Regions from separate parts of the Homo sapiens genome. Here all the other regions are linked to region 3. Evidence: chromatin contacts called from ENCODE Hi-C or POLR2A ChIA-PET data. All regions are on one chromosome and are shown on one strand. Each heading gives the region's core, a stretch centred on a gene start or an enhancer-like site at or near the end of the contact. The rest is flanking DNA. Distances are from core to core; before and after follow the strand shown. Region 1 holds the start of GLIS2 (GLIS family zinc finger 2). Region 2 holds the start of EEF2KMT (eukaryotic elongation factor 2 lysine methyltransferase). Region 3 holds the start of ZNF500 (zinc finger protein 500).

Region 1 (2,700 bases), core at 65-2,564, 450 kb before region 3:
CCAGCGTCAGATGCCTCACCTCTAGGGGATGCTGATTCTGGGATGCCTTTTTCGTCTCCTAGGCTCCTCAAGGCCAACTGCGCTGGGAAGAGGGGGTGTCCAACAGCAGGAGGGCTGTTTTTTTGAACTACAATTTGCCAGCATACAGCAGAGCAGCAAGAAGATAACAGGGCGGGGGGCACGGGATTAGCCCAAACAAAACACACTCAAGAACGCGAGTCTGTGGTTCAACACGAGGCAGAAAACAGCTGGGCCGGGTGCGGGGCTTCTCCCTCGCGTGTATCCGCTCACTGCACTCGCTGCCCTGGCCGCGGGCGCCGCGCAGGGTGCTGATGTCCAGGAGGGATCTAGACCTCCCGCGGCGCTCGGGCTAGTGGACGCAGGTGGTCCCAAATGCTGGGACCAAGCTAGGAACCAAGCGGAAGCTCGGATTGCTCGGCATCGGGCCTCGTCGTTATTCTACCGTGAGGGAAACTGAGACCGAGGGCACGGCAGGGAGTCGCCCGCCGTCTCACCAGCGTGAGGGGTTGCGCCGGGCCCCGAAAACTGGTTTGCGCCGCCCGGCATCGGGATCCGGGACCTCTGCCCGCCGGGCGCTGCCTGCGCGTTCCTGGAACTGGGCTGGGCGGAGAAATCAGGGCCCGCAGAGAGGCATTCCTGCCGCCTTCCCCGCCGCCCGGGGCCGCAGGGGGGCCTGGCCAAGGTGACCCCGCGGGAGGAGGCGAGGGGTCCCCGCCCGCTCCGCCGCCGCGACCTCCTCCATCTTCCCGGTCTGCGGGGCTTTTCCTCTGGGCCCGCGCGCCCGGCCCCCTCCTCGGGCTTCCCCGAGGGCGGGACGTCTCGGGCTCCCCCGCCCCCCCAGGCCACCTCCCGGCCGTGTCCTAGCGCTGCCCTCGGGCCGGGGGCGGGGCCGCGGGGGGGGGGTGGCGTGAGGATGGGGCCGAGGAGGACGCGCGCGGCTCGGCGCCCCACTTCCCTCCCTCACCCCTCCCTCCCGGTGCCCGCTCCCCGCGGCCGCGCCGCCCTCCCTTCCCCCTCCCTCGGCCCAGCGCCGGCTCCCGCCGCCCCCTCCCCCGACGCGCACGCCCCGCCTGGCAGCTGGCGCCCCGGGCCTGGGGCCGCAGCGGTGAGAGGGGTTTTGCTGGGAGGGAGGGAGCGAGCGAGCGAGGGGAGGGGTGGAGGCCGCCCCCCGCGCCCCTCCTCCTCGCCCTCCTCCGCGGCCGGCGGGCCCTCCTCCCGCCGCCTCCCTCCTCCCTCCTCCCGCCCGCCCGCCCTCCCTCTAAGACATCCCCGCACGGCCCGGCCGCCGCGGCCACCTTCCCTGCCCGAGCTGCAGATGTGGCGGAGCGGCCGGGCGCCGGGCGGCCGTGCCAGGGGAGCCCGCGCCCCGTGAGGCCTCGCGCCCCGGCCCCCGCCCGTCCCGGCCCCTCCCCCGCTCGGCTCCCCGCGCCCCCCGACCGCCGGAGCCCGCAGCCCGGATCCCGACCGCCCCCGCCGCTGAGGTAGGAAGCCCCCCGGGCGTCGCGCCGTGGGGACCGGGCCGGGGCGGGGGGGGGGGGGCCCGCCTGTCGCGCCGGGGCTGCGGGGCCCGAGGGTCTCCTCCCCCGCTCGCGTCCGCGCCCCGGGCCATTGTGAGCCCTCGCCGAGGCCCCCGCGTTCGCTCGCTCGCTGGCTCGCGCGCTCCCTCCCTCGCCGGCTCCCCGGCCGGGTCCCTCGAGCTCTCGGTCTTTCTTCTCCCTCCTTCCTTCCCTCCGTCTGGAGGCCGGGCCGAGCAGCGCCCGGGCCCGGGGCGGGCGCAAACTTCAGCTGGGAAGTTGGGCGGCCGCGGTGGGGGGCGTGCGGCGAGGTGAGAGGGGGGTACCCGGAGCCTGGGCATGAAGTTGTCCGGGGCAGCCGCCCCTCCTCTCGGCCGCGCCGGGGCTGCTGCTAGGAAGGGCTTTGGAAGGTGCCTCCTCCCTTGGCCGGGAGAGTCTCCCTCCTGCTGCCCCTCGCAAGCCCGGGTCCTTCCTTGGACCTCGGGAAGGGGCGTCCCTGGGGGGTCAGGACTGGGAGTTTGGGACAAGTCAGGCACTTGTTACTCCCCTGCGGTCCGGGTGGACGCAGGCGACCGGCCTGGCAGGGAGGAGATGGCAAGGGGTCCATACTCGCCGGAGGGCGGGTCTGGAGCGGGTGGAGGAGGGGGCGAGGCAGGTGCATCCCGAGGGAGGAGAAGCACGCACAGCTTCCCCGCTGGCCCCCTGGGATGGGGCTGGAATCCAGGCTGGCACCTGGAGGCCTTGGCATGCTGCCCTGCCCAGCAGGGTACTCGGGCCACAGCAGGGCAGCGTGCAGCCTGTCTGCCTGTCCAGGAGGGCCCGCCCAGCCTGGCCAGAGGGTGGCCGGGAAGCAATGGTTTCAAGGAGTTGCCCAGCCCTGCCCTGGGGCCTGGGAAGCTGGAAGGGATGCTGGGAGGGGCCCTGGGCCCCCAGCCATCACAGCCCAGGATCTTGGCTCTGGAGGGAACGCTTGACACTGAGGGGGCAGCCAGGCCGGCTGGGGACCTGGCCAAGGCCTGGGCTTGGTCTGGGCCATGGAAAGGGCCTGGGCCATGGTTCTTGGAGGCTGGCACCCTGGGTAGTAGGCCGCCATCCTGCGTGTCCTGGCATCCTGGAGGGAAGGTGGGGCCAGCCTGCGGCTGGGGAGGAAGCCCAGAGACACTGC
Region 2 (2,700 bases), core at 84-2,583, 330 kb after region 3:
AAACACTAGCTAACACCAACATGTATTTACCATGAGCCAGGCACTGATCCACAGGCTTTTGTACTCAACCCTGACAACAACCCTAAGAGGTAGGTATCATTATATCCCCCATTTTATTAATAAGAAAACAGCACAGAGAGATGCAGTCACTTGCCCAAGGTCACACAGGGCCAGGGGCTGGGCCAGGATTCGAAGCAGACAGGCTGTCTCCTGGGTCTGAACTCTCAACTACTGCACCCTAATCAAACAATCCCTCTGGTCAAATGTGAGTGGTAATAATAGTACCCACCTCGTGGGTGTTGAGGGTGAGCCCAAGTTAGCATTCAGCGTGGGCATGTGAACAATTACAGTCAATACTGAATGGAGACCTATGATGCTTTTATGAAGGTTTCTATTTTGGGTTAAAAATGCACGAATTTCTCTTGACCAGAAATGATCTCTGAGTGCAAATATTTTATGTCAATGGAATAACGCAAATGATTAAGCAACACCCCATAAAATGGGGCAGACCCAGGGAGGAATATATATCCAAACTCACTCATCCCAGTGAGCTCACCGCACATGAATTACAAATGAGGCCGGGTGCATTAAGCCCCTCTGCTGGCAGAAGGGAGGCTGCTGCCTGCCATGGGCCTGTGCTGAGAATGGCAGGTCCCCAGGGCGAGGAGAGGCCACCCCCTTCTCTGTCTCTTCCATCACAGGCGTGACAGCCTCAGAGCATGAGCCGATTCTGTGCAGTGCTCAACATACAGATGAGAATACTGAGGCACGAGGGACAGCCTGTGACCCGGTCACCGCGCTCAGGAGGACGTGGTTACCTGCGGTCCTGACGGCGCTGACTTTTTAGAATGGGCGAGGGCAGCTGTGTCCCAGTGACCAGAACGATTACTGCCTTTAAAAAGTCGTGAAAATGATCGTGAACTGTACCCCACACCGAGCGCGCGTCTGCCCCCCAAGGCTGTGGAGACGCCCCCAGCTTCCCCCGCCAGCTCGCGGGGCAGGAGGGGTGCGAGCGACTCTGGCCAGGCCCCAGGGACGGGGACCGGGTCGCGCGGCCCTGACCGGCGGGAGCCCAGGAACTCACGTGGCGGGAGCGCCAGGGGCTTCAGCACGGAGACCCGTCCCGTCTGCCCCTGGACTCCCGCGAGCCCCGCGGGCCTCTCCGCTCGCCCCGCCGCCCACCTGCCAGGGGAAGGAGCGCAGTGTGCGTGCCGCCAGGAAGCGGCGCTCGAAACTCTGCAGCAAGAGTTCGGTCCCCGCGTTCTCCTCGGGCGCCATGACGTGGGCGGGGCCGCAGCGTTGCCGGCAGACCGGGCGGAAGCCCGGCCTGGACTGAAGAGGGGGCGGGCCCAGGGCAGTGAGCGGGGGCAGAGAGGGGGCGGGGCCCGGGGGTCCCCCGGGGGTCAGGAGGAACGTCGTGGGGGCGGACTCTAGGGCGGGGCCAGGATGATTGTTATGAGGGCGGGGCCTGGGGTGGGGCCAGGATAAGCGTCGTTGGGGCAGGTCCTGGGTAGGGGGCAGGTCCTGGGTAGAGTCCAGGTTGGCGGGTCCTGGGGCGGGGCCAGGATAGGGCGATCCTGGAAGCTGGGCTTCAGAAGCGTCCAGGTTGGTGGCGTCCTGGAGGCGGGGCCTTGCGTGGGGGCAGGATAAGAGTCCTGGAGGCGGGCATTAGGGCAGGGATAAACGCCATTGGGTTCAGGAGGCGAGACTCGGAGCAGAGCCCAGGAGACAGGTCTTAGGGCGGCGCTAAGGCCAGACCCAGAGAAGAGCTCAGGAGGCGGGGCCGGGGCGGGGCGTTGACTATGTCGTAGCACATGGCCAGGCGGTGCTCGGACTCTGGGAGGCGGAGCTTAGGACGGGCCGACGTGGGGAGGGGCCCAGGGTCCGGGAGGCGGGGCCGAGTCCGGGCTGCGGGCTGCGCTCAGGAGGCGGGCCCTGGGAGGCGGAGCTTAGGGAGGGGCCGGTGTCGGGAGGGACCCAGGGACTGGGAGGCCGGTCGGGGCTGGGCTCAGGGGCCGAGACCTAGCTGGGCTTGGGGCGGGGCCGAGACGGAGCGAGGGGTCCAGGGCGTGGGAAACGGGGAGGGGTTTGAGGAGGGGATCGGAATGTGGCTCAAGTTCGGGAGGCGTTACCTGTGGAGGGTTTGAGGCAGGCCCAGCAGCGAGGCCACGGTCTGCCGACGCGGGGCCAGGGGCGGGCCCCAGGATCCGGAGCTTAGGGCGGGGCCGAGTCCGGGTTTGGGGACCGGGAGGCGGGGCCGGTTAGGGCGAGGGTCCCTGGGATCGTCGGGTCAGGCCTTGGGCCAACGTAGGCACTCTCGCAGTTCCTCCGCCTTCAGGAAGGTCTTTTTGGCAGGGGCCCTACGGGTGCGCGCTTCGGTCCTGGAGGCCTTATCCAAGCCTCCTCTCCATCAGCGCCACCCGTCTGGGGTCCGAAAGGAGGGAGCTTTCCCTCTGTCCCCCAGCCTTTGGACTGTCACCAAACAAGCCATTCGTTCACCAAATACTTATTAAGCGCCTACCAGGTACCTGACAAGGGAGATGTAACGGTGAGAAAAACTAGGTGTGGTCCAGGCCCTCCAGGGGCTCAGGGGCTCGTGGAAGAAGTGGACATTGAAGTATTTATCACACAAATGAGTATAAAAGTACAATAGCGATATCTGCCACGAAGGCGAGCAGACAGAGCTAGCGGGGCTTGCAG
Region 3 (2,700 bases), core at 1-2,500:
GGATCTCTTCCTGTTCCAGGTCCTGCTCCAAGGTTGGCAGGGGCTGGAGGCCAGGGACAGTGGCCATTGCTTCCGGTGGGCCTTGTTCCTTTTCAGGCCTTAGAGTTGAACCTGTCTCTCTCTATACCTCTGGCCAGACACAGGAAGAGAGTTTTTTTCAGGGCCCTGTGGAGAGACGATAAAACCATCTGAAGGGCAGCCCTGGGGCTGGATAAGCCCTTTGGCCTGGGAAGCCCCTGCCCTGGTTCCAAGGCCAGCTCACCCCACCATGGAAAAGGAAAAGGAAGTGGATGAATGTCATCTTTGTTATTAACCCCCTGTTAATTCCCGGGTAATTTACTGAAGGGCTCTGGGCTTTGCTTCCTCACTGGGCAAACAGAGATGATAACAGGACCTACACACACAGGTTGCTGACAGAACTAAAAGGGATGGCTGGGGGCAGTAGCTGACGCCTGTAATCCCCGCACTTTGGGAGGCAGAGGAGGGCAGATCACGTGAGTTCAGGAGTTGACCACCTGGTCAACGTGGTGGAACCCTGTCTCTACAAAAAATACAAAAATTAGCCCGACATGGTGGTAGCACATCTGTAATCCCAGCAACTCGGGAGGCTGAGACAGGAGAATCGCTTGAACCCGGGAGATGGAGGTTGCAGTGAACTGAGATAGCGCCACTGCACTCCAGCCTGGGCGACAGAGAGAGACTCAAACAAAAACAATCTAAAAGGGATGTTTGCGGTCAGAGCTCGAGAATCGTTATTTTCCATGATTAGAGTGGGTCCTATATGGAAGGGGTTCCTTTGGAAATCTGATGAAAAGTAGGGCCTTTCTGCAGACTCTGCCTCAACTTGATCCCCGGTGTCCAGGTCTGGCGAACCCTGAAGCCCCTACGCGGCCCCGTCAGGCACCCCCGCGTGGGTGGTCACGACAGCCCCCCAATTCCAGGGTCCTGGGAGAGCTGGGACCCCCAGGCCGGGCTGCTTTCCCGTCTCATCCCTCAGGTGGAGGGTGAGCGGTACCCGAGGCCGCGGCACAGACCCGGGTGCTGGCGCGGGCCGCGAAATCGAAGCTTCGGCCGGGACCCGCGTCCCCGCGCCCCCCGCACTCACTGGAAGCGCTGCCGGCCGTGGGCAGTTCGGGGCAGGACCGGAGCGGCGGGTCTCGGCGGGAGTAGGACTGCGGGCCTCAGGCTTGGCAGCCAGGGACGCCAGAGCCGGGGCCGAAGACCCTAAACCAGGGGTGCAAACCAGGCCGTGCGGGTGGGCCCGCAGGCGGCATTGTGGGTAACGTAGCCGTGGCACCATTGGCTAAGCCGGCCGTTGGGGGCGTGGCAACACGGCCGAGTGGGCGGGTCCGCGACGTGCACTGTGGTTAATGTGGTCCTCAAAGGCACGCATTGTGGGTAACGTAGTCCAGCACCTCGGTGACCGCGCGAGCGTGCGGCGACTCTGCAGCCTCTGGGCTACTTTCCCAGTCACTGTTCCACACCCGCTCCGCTCTCCTCTGGCCGCCTCCTCCATCTTTAAAGCCAGCAAAGTCGTCCGGGCACGGTGGCTCACACCTGTAATCCTAGCACTTTGGGAGGCCGACGCGGGCGGATCACCTGAGGTCGGGAGTTCGAGACCAGCCTGACTAACGTGGAGAAACCTGGGCGTGGTGGTTCATGCCTGTAATCCTAGCTACTCAGGAGGCTAAGGCGCAGGTTGCAGTGAGCCGACATCCTGCCATTGTCCTCCAGCCTGGGCAACAAGAGCGAAACTCCATCTCAAAAAATAAATAAATAAATAATAAATAAATAAAATAAATAAAGGCAGAAGTTGTTCAAGATAAAACTGGAAGAGATGCCAAGTGCTTGCGCCCACCCTCCCCCAAGAGGGCCCCCAACAACGTCCAACCCCAAATATCCCTTGTCCTGCCTGCTTCTTTCTGACAACATAATAATGGGCATCAATCTTTGTTGTTGTTGTTAGAGATGAAGTCCCACCATGGTGCCTAGGCTGGTCTCAAACTCCTGGGCCCAAGCAATCTTCCCGCCTCAGCTTCCCAAAGTGTCAGGATTACAGGTGTGCCCAGCCAGGTATCAATTCTTGTATGTATGTATTTATTTATTTAGAGACAGGGTCTCACTCTGTCGCCCAGGCTAGAGTGCAGTGGCTCGACCTTGGCTCACAGCAACCTCCGCCGCCCGGTTTTAAGCAATTCTCCTACCTAACCTCCCGAATAGTTGGGATTACAGGCACGAACCACCAGGTCCGGCTAATTTTTGTATTTTTAGTAGAGATGGGGTTTCCCCATGTTGCCCAGGCTGGTCTCCAACGGCCTCAAGCAATCCACCCACGTCAGCCTCCCAAAGTGCTGAGATTACAGGAGTAAGCCACCGCTCCCGGTCGCATCAATTCTTGAGCATCAAGCAAGCAAAACACATTTGTACTTCGTTTCTTCCTCATTTAGTAATAGAGGTACTATAACTAGACCTACCGGTTCAACAAAACAAAACAAAACCCTGAAGCTCTGAGAGTTTTAAGTATTGAACCCCCCAGAGAAGGTCAAACAGGAAGTACAGAAATGGGATTGGAACCCAAATCTTTGATTCCAGAACTTCAGCTCCTAACTACCAGGTTAACGTAGTTTGCCCCTAATCCTAACTTGGGCATCCTAAGGCCCGTCTCCTATGCTGGATTCTCGCTGCTTTTCCTCTTTGGTT

What was found. A loop is a pair of places that touch in the nucleus more often than their neighbours do. ChIA-PET counts read pairs that join two places held with the same protein, here RNA polymerase II (POLR2A). Pooled maps may share reads with other maps.
Region 1: a loop to region 3 is called in a pooled map, with 13 times the contacts of the local background. The contact joins the promoter of GLIS2 here to the promoter of ZNF500 in region 3. A Hi-C loop is called at or near these places in 1 of 37 single-sample maps with no recorded cell type and 8 of 50 pooled maps. POLR2A ChIA-PET finds 5 or more read pairs at or near these places in 2 of 52 experiments (CD4-positive, alpha-beta memory T cell and K562).
Region 2: a map of CD4-positive, alpha-beta T cell shows a loop between it and region 3 (8-fold over the local background). The contact joins the promoter of EEF2KMT here to the promoter of ZNF500 in region 3. A Hi-C loop is called at or near these places in 3 of 168 maps with a recorded cell type or tissue (CD4-positive, alpha-beta T cell, ascending aorta and naive thymus-derived CD4-positive, alpha-beta T cell), 8 of 37 single-sample maps with no recorded cell type and 15 of 50 pooled maps. POLR2A ChIA-PET finds 5 or more read pairs at or near these places in 1 of 52 experiments (MCF 10A).

What each region holds. Positions count from the first base shown.
Region 1 is chr16:4,314,753-4,317,452 of GRCh38, forward strand. It overlaps GLIS2 (GLIS family zinc finger 2), which reads left to right and starts at 1,315. Exons shown (of 7, transcript NM_032575.3): 1 at 1,315-1,502. RefSeq lists a silencer at 1-150 and enhancers at 1-455, 2,577-2,700.
Region 2 is chr16:5,096,462-5,099,161 of GRCh38, forward strand. It overlaps EEF2KMT (eukaryotic elongation factor 2 lysine methyltransferase), which reads right to left and starts at 1,334. Exons shown (of 8, transcript NM_201400.4): 1 at 1,183-1,334. The coding sequence starts at 1,278. RefSeq lists an enhancer at 953-1,578 and silencers at 1,015-1,174, 1,345-1,474, 1,785-2,324.
Region 3 is chr16:4,765,912-4,768,611 of GRCh38, forward strand. It overlaps ZNF500 (zinc finger protein 500), which reads right to left and starts at 1,251. Exons shown (of 6, transcript NM_021646.4): 1 at 1,106-1,251; 2 at 1-165. The coding sequence starts at 67. RefSeq lists a silencer at 998-1,297 and an enhancer at 2,490-2,569.